Regions from separate parts of the Mus musculus genome. Here region 1 is linked to region 2. A link is a loop called in an ENCODE intact Hi-C map of the cell type or tissue named here. Cell type or tissue: gastrocnemius. All regions are shown on one strand.

The links. A loop is a pair of places that touch in the nucleus more often than their neighbours do. Peaks named below come from ENCODE experiments on the same cell type or tissue, not always from the same donor. Only the 100,000 strongest peaks of a DNase experiment are listed, where the experiment ranks them.
Region 1: it touches region 2 in a loop (2.7-fold over the local background); 2 of 42 quality-filtered maps call a loop at or near these places.

What each region holds. Positions count from the first base shown.
Region 1 is chr4:151,590,750-151,598,749 of GRCm38, forward strand. The region is part of intron 3 of Camta1 (calmodulin binding transcription activator 1); the gene reads right to left. Among named protein-coding and RNA genes, the nearest start is that of Gm52712, 47 kb to the right of the region's middle. In gastrocnemius, no CTCF peak of the experiment used is centred here; DNase peaks (open chromatin) are centred at 4,181, 4,573 and 5,105.
Region 2 is chr4:151,196,254-151,204,253 of GRCm38, forward strand. All of the region lies in intron 6 of Camta1 (calmodulin binding transcription activator 1), which reads right to left. Among named protein-coding and RNA genes, the nearest start is that of Gm30422, 16 kb to the right of the region's middle. In gastrocnemius, no CTCF peak of the experiment used is centred here; a DNase peak (open chromatin) is centred at 4,244.

The DNA.
Region 1 (8,000 bases), 390 kb after region 2:
GCTAGTCTCTAGATGTGCTGGAGGTGTCTGGGTCGCCTGTCTAATACCATCTTCATGATGTACAGTCTTACTAGCCCCCTGCCCTTACCAGAGTTTGTCCCCTCTTCACCAGATGGGCAGACAGTGGGTGGACATTGCCCTTTCAAACCTTAGGAACTTGCTGGGTAGACTGAGACACACATGCCATGGAACCAAACACTCTCATGGGAATGAAGGGATACTCAATGACTGGGAGCTGCTCTGGCAGAGAAACTGAGTCTGGTTCCCAGCACCCATGTCAGAGAGCTCAGGACTGCCTCTAACTCCAGCTACAGGGACTCTGAAGCCCTCTTCAGGCCTCCATAGACACCTGCACTCATGTGTACATACCGGCACAAACACACAGAAAGACACATCTCTAAACTCTTTTTTAAAGTATAAAATACAGATATAAACGTTCACTGCAGCATTATTGGCAAGAGCTTAGAAAGAAGCAGAGGCCACCCGGTCTGTAGATGGATGGACAGTTTACAGAGGAAACATGAACGGGGGGCGGGGTGCGGAGAGGGGTGGCAAAGTCCCATTCCAGAGGCTACAACACGGATAATGAAGGCACGATGCTACCTGAATGAAGCTTACAACAGGTCATGTGTTAAGAATGCCACTAGTGACATACACAGAACATCCCAACTAACTGGCAGAGAACCTAAATTTGTGATGAAGGATGAGAGGGTGAGGGGTGACTGGTGAGAAGAGGTGGCGTCTCCTTTTGGGGGTGGTATAGATGTTAGGAACTAGCAGGAGTGCTGGCTACACACTGCTGGGAAGACACTAAGTGTCACTAATGCTACAGAGCAGTGGTTCTCAGATGGGTCACCTAAGACCATCAGAAAACATAGATACTTACATTATGATTTATAACAGTTATAAAATTACAGTTATGAAGTAGCAATGCAAATACTTTTATGGCTGGGGGTCACCATACCGTGGGGAACTGTATTAAATAAAGGGTTACAGTATTAGGAAGGTTGAGAACCACTGCCCTAGAGTGTATTTAAATACATTGTATCCTAATTATTTTTTTAAAGAGTAAGAGGAGAGCAAATGCATCCAGTTGGATGTGACCAGGTGATGGAGATGCTAGCCTGCCCTGCCTATACAGCAGACCCAGACTGAAAGGGCCATCTTGGCACATCCACCGGCTGGCTTCCTGTTACTCTCACAACCTCAGTCATCCCAGATTCTGCGTCGACAGTAGGAAGGATGGCCCACTGTCAGGGTAAAGGGATTCACGGCAGGCTCCAAAGCAAAGACTGTCCAGCTTGCAGATTTTAAATGTTCAGTTTGTCCTTTGGATGTTCAAATAGAAAAACTACTGCCAAAATACAGCGTGTGTGTGGCCAGGGCAGGGACAGCAGCCCATGGGAGATAGAATTCAGTTTTGTGGACTCTGCTTTACACCAGCAAGGGTCCCTGCCAACAGAAAGGCAGAGGGATTGCCCCAGAGTCACTGTTGTGAAGGGTGAGGGTCCAGAATGGGGCAGTCTAGTGAGTCCCCTACTACCCATCATTGGAGGTCAGTGATGCCCCCAGGCATTGAAAGGACTTCATGGTGGCAGTGAGCCACTGGGGGCGAGGGGACTAGAGCCTGTGGGTAAGGGGTACTGCTGCCTAGCTTGGCACCTACAGTTTTGTCCTACCTTGCATCCAACTCACCATCTTTGCTCACATTGCCCTTAGGTCATCATGATGATGGTGGTGGTGATGATGATGATGATGATGATGATGATGATGGCCTAGTCTCCCTGGGGAATCGTCAGGCTGTCTGTCCTCCATCCCACAGTGAACTGCAGCTGCTGGGACCTGCTCTGCAATGACTGTGGTACTCTAGGACTCCTGGCACATAGCACTTTCTGTTGTACAGCTCTGTGTGGAGAGTCTGGGTCCCTACACAGCCATAGAGTCCTGTAGTTCTTGGATGCAAAGGTGACTGCTGAGTAGGTAGAACACTGCATGGGGGTTATGCAGAACTCTTTTTACACACAATAAAAACATGCTGGAACCTCCCTTGGTGCAGGGGGAAGGGGCAAGGATGGGCTGTGTGGGCTGTTGCTATGGGACACTATGCCCATGCAGGGTACTCTATAGAAATGACCACCTGAACAGCTCCCAAACAGCTCCCAGCTTTGCCCTCAGGACGGGAGCCCCGCCCTCAGGACGGGAGCCCCGCCCTCAGGACGCGAGCTCCTTTCTCCAACAGTGAGTAACAGCACTGTGTGCTACCATGTGTCATCTTGAAATTTCAAGGAGCTACATTTTTTAAGGTTAAAAAAATATTTGAGGACTTTAATAATAGGTTTTATATTTTAAGCCGAGTGTATTCAAAATAGCATTTCCCTAATTTTAGAGAGCAGTAGAGCTGTCTCCTGTTCTCTATACTGTTTTCTAAAACTGGCGTGTGTTTCCATTCCCAGCCCACCTCAGCCAGGCTCGGGGGCCAAACAAGGCTGGTATGTGGGATGGTGGCCCTAAATAGACACCGTGGGAGCCTGTGACAGACTGAACCTTCTGGCAGTCAGGTGGAGTCTGGGTGGGGGAGAGGGGCCACCACCAACAGACACTTCCCTGCAGCCACTGTCACCTCAGTTTCCCTCAGGGTGAAGGAGCCGTGTCCCCCGTGTGGGATGTGAGAGGCCTACCTCGAGTGGACTCTAGGTATCCCAGAGAAGCTGAATACACTGGGCTTATTGGTGCTGGATCTCTCTCCAGGGGGCACCCTCTCAAAGACAGTTCTCAGAAAAAAGACAACTACTGCCCTGGCACCGGACAATCCTTTTAGTCCCATCTTCCAGACACATGCTCAATATCAGGGAAAGAAAAGGTCTGTGGAGAGGCCATGGTGCTTTCTGTAATAAATTAAACAAGTGCCACTATACACATAAACATGTTTGTAAATGTGCATATTTGTATATATAAACATGTGTTTAAGTATGCATGTGTATATATGTTTCAGTACATAATATGTTTGAGTATAATGTGTGTATATTTGAATATGTATATGTATGCTCATTTGTGTGTGTGTGTGTGTGTGTGTACACGCGCATGTGCATGCATGCTCTGGGGTATGTGTATACCTGGGTATGCATGTGAATGTGACTGTTTAAGGTGTGTGTGTGTTTATATGTGTTTTGGCACATACATATTATGTATGTTGGGTGGCATATATGTTCATGTGTGTGTTGGGTATGTGTATTTGTGGATGTGTTTGGTCTTGTGTTCATAATTGTCTCTGTGTGTATACATGTATATGCATATATGTTGGTATATGCTTGTACTATATTCTCCTGAGCTTCAGTAATAAAAATATCTCTGTGGTCTATATAGTCTCAGCTACCTTTTGCATAGAAAAATGGGTTTTCAACCAAGGGGTAATTTTAGAAGTTTGTTTTTTATGAGAGCGCTGTACAAGGGTTTTATCTGTGAGGACGGACGCTGAGGGGAGAAGGCACTGCTCTCCTAGCAGCTGGCCCCAGCATCTGCTGGAGCCACAAAATGCAATTATATTACTCCCAAATGTGAAGTAAAAATATCTTGTTTCCAATACTCTTGGTTTTAAGGCTCATACTGAGCGTCCTCTGGGCATTTCGGTGGTGCCAGCTCTCCGTGCGATGTACTTTATTAGGGATGTGTGATTGTCATATTAATGACTTCTAGCCAATGTGTTTACAGTGCGAAAAAACTTTCCCAGAATCTGCCACTCACTGCACTTCACCAAAAATAATTGGCCCTGATTTAAATAAATAACCATTCTATAGCCCCTTCCCAGTGACAGGTCACCCTGAATAAAGCTGCCGGGTCCATTTCTGTGACAGATTCCACCGAGGTCCAGTGGTGTAGGGTCCTCCGGTCTAAGGGGTAAGCTCCCATCCCTTTTATCAACAGCTGGGCCATCCAGGTGATCAGGCCCATACCTGCATGAGATACTCTGGGTCCCCACCCATAAGTCAAACCAACACACCCAACTTGAAATGGTTAGCACCCATCAGAAGCAATGAGCCCACAGTCTGGAGGCTTTTCATTCTCTGTTTCCACATGGAGTGAGCCACCGCTCCACTCAGACTGTACGACGCTGATAGTGAAGGTGTCCGGGAGACGGGTGTCTGGAAGACTTCCAGAGTAGCGATGGGCTCAGGGTCCCTGTCTAACAGCCTGGACTTCTTAAAAAAGGAAGCCTAGCATGGCTGCCTGCCTACTGTACAGTCCTGGGGAGGCGCTCATGTGTCCTTCCCAGTGCCAGTCAGTGAAGAAGCAATGAATGAACAAAGACACTCGGAGACAGTCCTTCACACCGCCACAGTTATATATCCGTACGTCACGGTGATTATTTGGTGAATTATTGAGGGCCTACTGTGTACCAGACTCAGAGTCCTAACAGTACAAAGAGAAGTGACTGATGGTCCTTGCAAAGACAGCTGGGAAGACAGACAGGGCTGTGCGATCCAGGGCTGTCTTGCCAAGTGCAAGGTCCACGAGGATGTTCCCTTAGCAGTGTGAACGATGAACTCATGCCGAGGAGAAAAAAAAGGCAAGGTTGAGCCAAAGAGCTAGCACTTGGACAGCACCAGACTGTGCAGGGGGCTGCCAGGCAGGCTGGTGATGGAGACTCAGGGGCAGGAAACAGCATGTGCAAAGACAGGAAACGAGAAGAGTAAGTGCATTCAGGGAAACCTCGGCAAATGCAGCAGCCAGAGTCGACAGGGTCTGGGGAAGATGAGCCGAACCTAAGCAGGAGGGTGCGGAGGCCCCAGACTGGGGAGCAATTAAAATGCCAGGCAAGTGGAGTTCCCACCATGATAGGCGGGGGACGGAGAAGGCTTTTAAGCAGAAGAAAGATAGAGAGGGTCAGGGAAGGCTTTTAAGCAGAGGGGAGACATAGAAGGATCCATGCTTTGGAAATGTCGCTTTGATGGTGGTGGAGCAGAGGGGGGTGACGGCTGGAAGACTGTGATGGCAATCCAGGAAAGAGTAGGGAGCTCGTGAACCGCGGCAGGCTGAGATGGGGATGCACACAAAGTGGATGGCGGTCAAAGAGGAGCCAGCGAAATGCGGAACTCAGTCGATGGGCAAGTGCCAAAATCAGAGGAGACAGGCTGGAATCCAGGGGCGCCACAGGTAGTGAGGACACCCAGGACAGCGAGGGCACCCACAGTCAGCCTCGTGGCTGGATCCACGGAGTCAGGCTGGCTGACTTTCCACAGTGGTTCCTTTCTCCCTTTTGTTTGTCCTTTGTGCTGGTTGAAGACTGGAGAGGGGCTTCCCAGCTGCTCTAGGAAAACAAAGCTAGACACCTATGGGTGTTGATATGGAACACCTACTGGCTGGTGCAGGGGGAGCCCATGCTCCTGTGGGTGAGCCTGAGTTCTACAGCCACTGCATCTCCATCCAGCTGGCTTTCCTCACTAGCTACCTACAAGCATTTGACATTAAGGCTCCTGCTGTGACCGTTATGACGTTGGATACTGAGTGGACTGGAAGACTGTGGGCTGATAGAGGCTATCCGGGAAGACAGCTTAGAGCCGTACCTACCAGAACACTCGCTGTTCCTTACGGTGGTCATCTGTTGGTTGAAGTGGTCCAGAGATTAAGATGGCCCCAGCTGTGCCAGCTGCCTTGTTAGTACTCAGCTCTCCCTGTCCTGCTCATGATGCTGAAACTGAGCCCTGAAACATTTCTCCTCCTGCCAACTTAGAAGAATGTTAAGATTTATAAAGAGGGAGCCTCGAGGATCCAGGAAGATGGGTCAATCAGTAAAGGACTTGCCACATCAGCATGGGGACCTCAGTTTGGTCCCCAGAACCCATGCTTAAAAGAAAAATCAAAATGTTGGGCATGGTGCTGCACACTCGAAATCTCTGTACAGAAGTGGAGACAGGCAGATCCCTGGGCTCATGGGCCAGCCAGTCTAGCCTACTTGGTGAGTCCCAAGCCAATGAGAGACCCTGCCTCAAAGAAAAGTTCACCGGATGGTACCTGAGGAGCAATACCCAAGGCTGTCCTCTGGCCTCCACATTCGTGTGTGTGTGCACATGTGCACATGCGCACACGAGCATGCACACACACACACACACACACACACACACCAGTAGACCCACGCAATGATAGAGTCAAGAGGCACAGCTCTTCTGGTTCCTGTGAGTCTAAGGTGATGTAATTACTTTAGCACTGTTACCTAGACATGGAGGCCAGTGGCATGCAGGTGGCTTTGCCCACCAGACCAAATCCATCCACCATCCACCATCCACCATCCACCATCCACCATCCACACGCTACTTCATCCAGCTCTTCCTCCATTGATTCCTCATTTGTCAGTGGCCACTCTTGCAAACCTCAGCTCATCCTCTTGGCAGCAGCATGGTCATTTGGAGGTCATGCGCTTTTTTCTAAAGGTCTGGATGACAGCCAGTGGGGTGCAGGAAGATATTCTCAGTCTCTGGAGTGTCTCTCCCTCTGCCTAGAGGTCATAGCTATTCTCCTGACCATGGTACCTTAGGTCCATCTTGTATCCCTATAAGGAGTCAGTCATCATCTACTGGGTAGAAGATCTATCTATCTACCTATCTTCTATCTATCTATCTATCTATCTATCTATCTATCTATCTATCTATCTATTTACCTATATATCTATCTCTATATATGTGTCTATCTATTAATTACCTATCATCTATCATTTTTCCATCCAGAGAGAGAGAGAGAGAGAGAGAGAAAGAGAGAGAGAGAAGGTACTTGTGGAAGTCAAAAGAGGATGTTGAATCCTCTGTAGCTGGAGTTTGCTATAAACTTTCCAACATGGAAGCTGGGAACTAAACTCTGGTCCTCTGCAAAAATAGCATGCACTTTTAGCCACTGGGCCATCTCTCTAGCTCTGGGTAGCATCCATGCTCAAATAAAAATGTGGGTCTAGGTGGATCCTGGCCAACACAAAAACTGCCCTCAGTCAATCATACCATCCATGTCCTCCATTGCCCTGTCCTATTCTCTTAAGACAAGGCCTCTCACTGAACTGGAAGCTGGAAGAGAGGCTGAGGCATACAGCGGGGATGAGAAGGAGAGGAATCATGTCTTTGGGAAAATACCCAGTGTATCCCAGTGAGGCCTCTACAACAAGCTCCAAAAAAGTCCACCAGATGGTAGTTGGAGACCGCTGAAGGGCACATATCCTGTTCTGGGGCTTTTGACACCTGAGTCCTCCTATATATGTGGATAAAGGGCATTTCTTCTAGAATATAAAGTTACTGTTTTAGTCTCCAGACATTGCTCTGTTTTCAGATGGGATAGCACAATTATAATGATGTCAGATAATATATGTACATTAGCTCGTTAAACACACATATATGGTGTGTATATGGCTATACATGACCATGTATATTCACATGGTAAGAGGATGACCTTGTCTGCCTCTGCTGCTCTCTACCCCATTCCTTAAGGCCAGGCCTCTCAGAGGCTCACTGCTTTGGGTAGCTTGGCCAGTCAGCCTGCTTCTGAGCTCTGCCTCTCCCCACTGCCTTGAGCAGACACATATAACTGTGCATGCTTCTTACGTGGGTGCCAGGGATTTGAGTGCAGCAGGTCCTTATGCTCGGACAGGACTGACGCAGAAAGTGCTCTTATCTACTGGGCCATTTCTCTAGCCATAAAAGTTAACTCTATTTAATCAGCTTCTTTGAGGTATAATCTGCATACAGTGAGATGTGCCTTGCTTTATATGTACATTCAGTGAATGTCAGCAAATACGTGATATGCAAACATGAGCATTCATCTCTATCAGCACATTCAAAATATAAAACCTTTACAGCACCATGAAATGAGGATTCTATTGACTATAGTATCTTAGGCATTCACACACACCTACACTCTATCTATCTATCTATCTATCTATCTATCTATCTATCTATCTATCTATCTATCTATGTGTACTGGCTGGTTTTGTGTGTCAACTTGACACAAGCAGGAGTTGTCATAGA
Region 2 (8,000 bases):
CTTGCCCACTAGTCCTCCCTTTCTTCTGGCTGTCCTCTGCCCGTTCATTCACGGGTCCACTCACCTAGCCTTCCAGTTACCCACACACCCATCCTATGTGTAGACAGCCGTGAAAACTGTTGAGTCTGCTCTGGTTATAAAAGATGGCGGGACGTCCCAATCCCACGGCCTGCTAATGCTCCCAGAGAAGAACACAGTGTATCCAGGGAAAATGCAATCTCCTCCCCAGTCATTCCCCAAACCACAATCCCCGAGAGTTGGCCCTGGCCATACTATGTAGCCAGGGTGTTCTTCAGCCCCGAGGAAGCTGGTGGGACCCTGTGTCTTAGGGTCTGAAGAGCTTTTCCCCTACATCTCCAGGGAACAGGGAATGTCTATGCCTGAAATTCAAAATGTACTCCCAAGCTCTTTTGCAGATTACTGTTTTTTTTTTCCAGTATATGAAAAAGCAGCTCAGACAAGTCCCTGGTGGGCTCAGTTGGGAAGTTTTTTTGGACACTTAAAATCTCAGCCTGCAAACGCCAGGCATGCTGGAGGTAATTGTTCATGAAAATCAAAGGGAAGCCAATACAGCAGGTTTCTGGTATTTTATCAGCCACAGACACAGGTTAGTTCTCATCACCCTGAGCCTCAAGAAAGATAAAACTGGAGCATTGATCTGAGCCTCTCCCATGAGGGTCCCGTGCTGGCAAACCAGTACCATCTCAGAGCAGACGTTCCCTGGCTTGAAACAGCCACGTGTGGGGTGGCAGCTGCTGGCCTCAAACACTCCTCTAGAGAGGCTGTGGTGGTCAAGAACACCTGAAACCTCTTCTGTTACTCCCTGCGGGTGCCCAGCCTGCCAGGGCTGGGAGGTCTGTCCAGGACCTCCCGTGTCTATGGCAACCGATGCATCCCATTCCCAAGGCAGGGACCAAGGCCCTTGCTTAAGTTACTTTGTATGGTGGTAACCAGGCTTGTGTGGGAGAGCTGCCCTTTGGTGAAGGCTTTCCCTAGAGATAGGAAATGAGGGGTGGGAGATGACAAACCAGGCAGGGCAGGCCCTAGAGCCCACAGTGTCTTCGGAGGGCAGAGGACACCTGTTGCTGATCTTACAAGTCAATTGACAGAATTCATCCTTGGAAGGAATTCTTTGAGGAGAGTAGCATTTAGACCAGTGGATTGTGGGTAAGCAGGTGGACCTCCTCCTTGTGAACAGGCCTCCAACCATCAACAGAAGGTCTTAAGACACAAATGCCAAGGTCTCGAAGGAAACAGGAATCCCAGCTGCAGGCAGCCTTCCAGCCCTCCCTGGAACACCAGCTCTGTCCTAGGTCCCCAAAGGTTGGCCTGGCCTGGAGAATGCAGGGTTTTAGGCTCCACAGTCAAAGGAGCCAATTCCTTATACACTTCCTGTCTCTGTCCTCCTATCTCCATCTCAGTCTCCCTCCCACCGACTCTTCCCTGGCCAGCCCAGAGTCAAGCTCCCTATCTCTGAAGATCTCCGAGCCAGTCAACAACCAACCAAGCAGCCACTGCTAATTGTTGAGTGCCTGTCTTGTGCAGATCACGGAGCTAACGGCACATGCCTCCTCTCACAAGTCCTCAGGGAAGTGAATGGAAGCTCTCGATGTCAAGCAGCCTGCTCAAGGTCAAGTGTAAGAAGACTAGACTCTAGGTCTAACTGAGGTCCCCTCCTGGAGCTGGGCTCTTGTCCTGGTATTTATTGGGAGGCCAAGGATGAGAAGGCCAGTGGCGCCAGGAAGGAGATGTTGGGGCAACAAAGAGGGAACAATTACTGTTATAGAACACCATGACCAAAAGCAATCTGGGGGGGGGGGGAGAGGGAGGGCTTACTTTATCTCATACTTCCAAGAAACAGTTCCTCACGTAAGGCAGGACCCCAGAGGCAGGAACTGAGGCAGAGGCGGGGGAAGAATGCTCCTTATCAGTTTGTTCCTCCTGGTTTGCTTAGCCTGTCTTCTTATAGCACCCGGTAAGACCAGCCTAAGGGATGGTACTGCCCACAGTGGGCTGGGTCCTCCCATATTACTCAAGAAAGTGCACCACAGGCAAATCTGATGGCGGCCCATCTCAGATGAGAATCTCTTTTCCCACATGACTCTACTTTGTATTAAGTTTGTATACAAAGTTAACCAAACAAAACAACTTAGTCAGCACAGTTGCCAGCCAAGGCCAAATGCTGATACCTGAGACCAGGCCAGGCCTTCTACGTCCTCAGGTTCACCAGGTTCCTGGGGTACCACAGCCTGCTCTGGAGACACCGGCTCTGCCTCTGTTGGGAGCTTTTGTGTCCTAAGCTTGTCACCTTGTCAGTCCCCTCCCATAGACAGAAGCATGGAGGAGAGCGGGGAGGAAATGAAATCTAAAAAGCCATGTCAGTTTGAGTGATTCTCCAGCAGCTGGCTGCCCCTCATTGCTCCAAGGAAGGCAATAAAGCCAGGGAGCCAATAACAGCAAACGGCATGAGGCTTGACAGATATGGCTGTCCCCAGCAGGTGATGGCCAATTCAACCAGGGCGAGAAATGGAAGTTGGGGCAAACTGGTCCATGAAATGAGTGACCCTGTGAAACCTCTCCCCCTGACTAGTCCATCTGAGCAGTGAGTACCAGTCCGCCCCATGGGAGCAGGCTGGGTTGCTCAAGTGGAGGGGGCCCATGGCACAGATCGCAGAGTAGCTGTGGGAGGTGTTGTAGGGCCCCCATGGGTGGGGAGGTGGGCATGTGCTATTAGTATCTGATGTTTGGGTGGATATCAAGCACAGGGGTGAGGGGCCAATGAGTGTGAGGGGCTCTTCGTATTAGTTTTCGTGTAAACTCAGGGCCTGGTTACACGCTTGGCTGGAGCTAAGCTGGGCTTTCCATACTTGGGCTGAGGGCAAGGCACTCACATTGCTGTGATTGGACAGGCATGGGTTGTGCGAGCCCCTCAGTTTCTCTGCAAGCTGGCTCACCTGACCCTATGCTCTGCCCTGCCTGCCCACTCTCAAGGCAGGTATCTGGTTCTTACCAACTTCCTGATGACATGGTAGCAGCACAGGCTGAGCTCAGCTCAATGCTTGTTGCTGGGGCTTGGTGCCTAAGATGGGGCAGGCACCTGATGCCGGTTCCCTAGTGCATATCAAGACAGTTGGCCAGGTTTCTGGGGATGTGACTTTGGCCTTGTCTCTAATCCTCGTCTCCTTGGGGAGAAGGGAGGCAGGGAAGGATTGTCTGTACGGAGAAGACCCCGGCTGAGGTCAGTCTTCAGAGAGCATGTTCTCTCTGTGTCTGTGTAGGGCAGCTGCTCAGGTCTGCCTGACATTGACATCTTTTGACTCTGAATCAACAACCATAACAAGAGTCAGGGGAGATGGCTTGGTTGGTAAAGTGCTTGCCATGAAATCCCCAGCCACCATCTACTAAGCCAAATGTGTGCTCTTGTGATCCCAGCCCTGGGAGATCTCTGACCAGACAGCCCAACCCAACAAGTGAGCCCCAGGTCCCAGCATGAGACTCTGTTTCAAAGAGTCAAGGGGATGCTTCGTTAGGAATGACACCCGAGTTGACCTCTGACCTCCATACACATGTGCACATGTGCACACACACAGAAAACCATGGGCGAGCCAGGGTGGTAGGGAGCCTCAGATTTGCACCATGGGAGCACTGACACCCTTCTGAGCTCCAGTTGCCTGGGAACTTCCCACAGAACAGGCGCTCTCAGGGGCTGAGGTAGGCTAGAGTTCATGGCCCCTACGGAGAATCTGTGTCTAGGTCTCTACACTGGGTCAAAGCCCCAGACTTACTTAGGATCCTGGGAGGCTATGTGCTCCCAGAGACACTGAGATGTCTTCCAGGCTGAGAGGTGAGGTTGTGACAAGCCACCAGGACATCTCAATATGGGGGTATGGGGGGCAAGACACCCTGCAGGAGATGCTGAAAGCTTGCAAGAGAGTGACTCAGATCCATCTGGCACTGCCATTGGGCATGCTTTCTTTTGGCTCTCTGTCTCTGAGATGAGGCTAGCCCTTCTTAGCTTCTTTCTTTTACAACTCTGGGTTTCCCTATGCAGCCCCAGGCTAGCCTCAAACTCATGGTGATCCTCCTGCTTCAGCTTCCTCAGTAGCAGGACTACAAGAATGAACCACCATGCCTGATCTCTCTTCTTAGCATCTTACTGCTCACTCGAGACCTCAGTGTCTCCATGTGCTAAGTGTGAGGAGTCCAGCACTTACTAGCTTCATGCCAAATGTCTGGACTGGCGCCAGCCCGCACAGAGCATCCCTAGAAACATCCAGACTTCTAAGCACCAGCTGACAACGTGCCTCCGCAGTCGGCGGAGCCACGAGAGGAAACAGCTTCCCACCTCCTTGGATCCAAGAAGAACCAAATTAAGGTGCTAAGTTTATACATTAATTTTTTTTTTTTTTTTTTGCCGCAGACAGGAATGGAAATAGCTTTCTAAAAGGTATTTTTAAAAACTGCTTTTTGGTGCTCCATTAAAAGGCTCTTCCGCCTTGCCTTGGAGTCTCTGCATCTGCCAAAAATACTATGAAAATTGCTAAAACACAGTGTCTGTTGGCTCTAGCAGGTTTGCCAGCCAGCTCCAAATAATCTAAAACCTGATCTCACATTCGATCCGAGATGGAAGGCACACAGCTCACTCTAACGGTGATCCAAAAGCCTGGGAGAAAGGCCTCTCTGGGGTTGAGAGGTGTCCTTATCTCCTGGGTGGTGGCCACAATGGCTTTGCCTGTATCTTCCTACTTCCCTTCCCAGGTCCTGATTTGTCCAGCCAACTCCAAGTCCACACCATCCACTTGCAGTGTCTACCCAGATGACCAACATGTGTCTTGCTCCCAACACGGCTCAGAGGACCCATGATTTCTCTAGTCCACGCCCTGCTTACATCTCTCCGGTGTACACAGCCTTGCCAGCCCCTAGTTATCCAAGTCCAAGGCCACCACTGGTCAGGCTGGATCCCTCTCTTTCTAAAACGAGCCTGCCTGCCCCTAAGCAAGTCTGGTAAACCTTACCACTTAGCCCTCAGCCCCCTTTTCCTCTGCTCCTGCTATGTCCTCCTGCTGAGTCGCTGTAGGACCTACTAGCTGCCACCTTGTCCCTTACAGCAAGAGAGAACTTTAAAAGCACATTTATCAGATCACATCACTGCTGTGCTTAGAGTATCCAAATAAGACTGAGGCATTCTGCCCTTCCTTGGGGTGGGAGCTCCCTCAGGCTTCCCTTCGAGTGCTTTCCTGTGCTTGCCTGGCTCATCGGCTCCAGTCCCCTGTTTGCTTGCTTTCTCCTGCTTTACAGCCTCAGGAGCTTGGAACTGGCTGCTCCCTCTGGAACATTCTTCCCAAGGTTCATACCGGTGGTTTCCATGTGACTCGGTCACAGTCCAGATGACACCCCTTTGGAGAGCACAGACCTCAAAGCTGGTGGCCTTTCTTGTCTATGTGTACACCAGCATCCTTCCCACTAGATGGCCTGCCCTGAGGGCTGGGATCTCAGGACAGGATTTCAGCGGTCTGGAGCTGCGTCCTGTGTACGCTCTGGTATGTAGGCCTCTGTGATTGAATGAGCGAGGACCTGTCCCACATCACCCACCTCCACGCACGTGTGCACCAGGAGCTCGTGACCCCTCGCTTGTTTCATTCTGACAGTGGCTAGGGCTCTTGCTGAGCCACCTCTCATTGTACTCAGACCCTGGTTAGAAGTCACCAGCCCAGTGTGGGGTAGCAGGAAGGTACCTCCGAAGGCCTGCTGGGTGGTACGGGCGTAAAGGGTTTCAGATGAAAGGCAGAGCAATTCCGACTCTGCTACTTATACTCTGCGTGGCTTAGACACACCATTTATATTCCAGGTGTCCATTGTCCTTCCACACAGACCACACCCTTGTCAAGAGCTAATGAATTCTAGGTTTCCTGGGTTACAGCACCTGATCTTGTTCAGGTTCTGAGGTTCTTACACTGCCATGGATGAAAGAGACAAGCTTTTGGGGGAAGAATTATAGCAAGTCTTCAATTCCAATGAAAAGGGCCTAAGAGATCCTAGTGGTCCTCAGGAGTACACCATGGACCCTACATTAACAACACAGAGAAGTCAGCATCCAGTTTGATAAAATAAAATAAAATAAAATAAAATAAAATAAAATAAAATAAAAAAAAACTACCTAGACACAGAACATCTAATCCTATACAAGAAAGATACACAAATGAGGCCTGGCCCATCCCACAGGATGCTGGCCATGCCTTGTGCCTGGAGTGGCATCTATTCTTTCCCTTAGTGGCTCTATGCCACATTTTGGTTATGATGCAGTGATGTCCCCAGCCCAGGGACCTGACACAAGGGTGGCACACGGCTATAGAGATATGATAAGATTAAAAACAAGTACCAGTGGCCATCCTGTGAGCCAGGATAAAGAGGAATCCAGGAACAAACTTAAGGAGTGGATTCCAAGGCAGGGCTGCTGAGCTGAGACCTAAATCCTGCGGTAGACACAGCTGTGGTAGATCAGGAGGACTTCGTAGGCAGAGGAGCGGTCAGGGCGAGAAGTGTGGGCTCTACTTGTTCTTCAGAAGAGAGTAGAGAGAGTGGGGTCTTCCTGTGGCTATAGAATGACCTGCGGTAGCGGGAAGCCAGAGGAGGCCGGACCCATTGAGCCCTGAGACATGGGTGGACATGCAGGTCTTCCACCCATCAGCAGAACCTTGGCTTGAGATCTGATTTGTTCAAACCATGAAGAGCTGATTATAAGTTTTAATTGTCTCTGGAAACTTTGAGGCCTTGGAGCCGAGTGAAAAGACTCCTTACATGGTTCACAATAACGGTCTGTTAACACATTCCAGACCCAATTTATCCAAGAACTTGTTAAAATTCCCTCTGTGCAGCCAGCAAAGGAATGTGATTTTGAAGTCGTTTACTTACCAATAAATTACAATGCTCTGGGATCATTAGCAGCAAAGTAAATTGTTTTAATTGATCTGAACTTCGTTACGACCCAGGGACTCCGCTCCTGTGCAAATGCACTTTCTAAGGGTCTAAAATAACAAATGAATCTCTCTTGAATCCTGTCATCTTTAGATCTGTTCTTTCCCCCAGAGACCAGGAAAGGGGAGAGAATCAATGGTGGCAGTAGATATTGCTGCATGGCCCAGGGACCGCACAAAACACTGCATAGATATTGCTGCATGGCCCAGGGACCGCACAAAACACTACATAGATATTACCACCTGGCCCAGAGGCCGCACAGAACACTGCATACAGAAACACTGCATAGATAGATATTGCCACATGGCACAGGGGCTGCACAGAGACACTGTTCCGGGAGCTGGGTCTCTGTGCAGCTAGTCTTTGCAATGGTGGGATGGTGGGGGAAGTGTGAACTTGAGAGCTGTCCTGTGCTGATATCCCTCTGTCCCCTTGTGTTGTCGCAGGCTCTGTAATTGTTCACCCACAGGTTTCCTGCAGATTCTGCAGGTGCTGTTTGCATGGCAATACAAACACAAGCTAATTTACAAGTGAACAGACTGGTGTGTAGCCTAACAATGGGGACATTTTAAAAAATGTGTGTCAGGTGACCTAAGAACTATTTATTTGTTTATGTGTGTTGTTTTTTTTCTTTTTGGAGGGGTCATGTGTGTTACATTCATGTCACGGTATGAATGTGGAGGTCAAAGGATAATTTGCAGTAGTCTCTCCTTCTACCATGTAGGTCTCAGAGTTTGAACTCAGTCATCTTGGCAGTAAGTGCCTTTACTTTCTGAGCCATTTGGCAGTCTTTATCAGGTGTACTTAACACACACTAAGCTGGCTGTGACCTAGCAATGTCAACCTATGTGTGTCCCCATTGGGCCTAAAACCACACGTGTGTTCATGAAGAGGATTTCACTTTTATTTGTGTACGCTTGTATGTCTCTGTGTGAATGCCCGTGGAGGTCAGTCAAGGGTGTTGGATCCCTCAGAGCTGGGAACCAAACTCTGGTCCTCTTCAAGAGCAGCCAGTGCTCTTAACT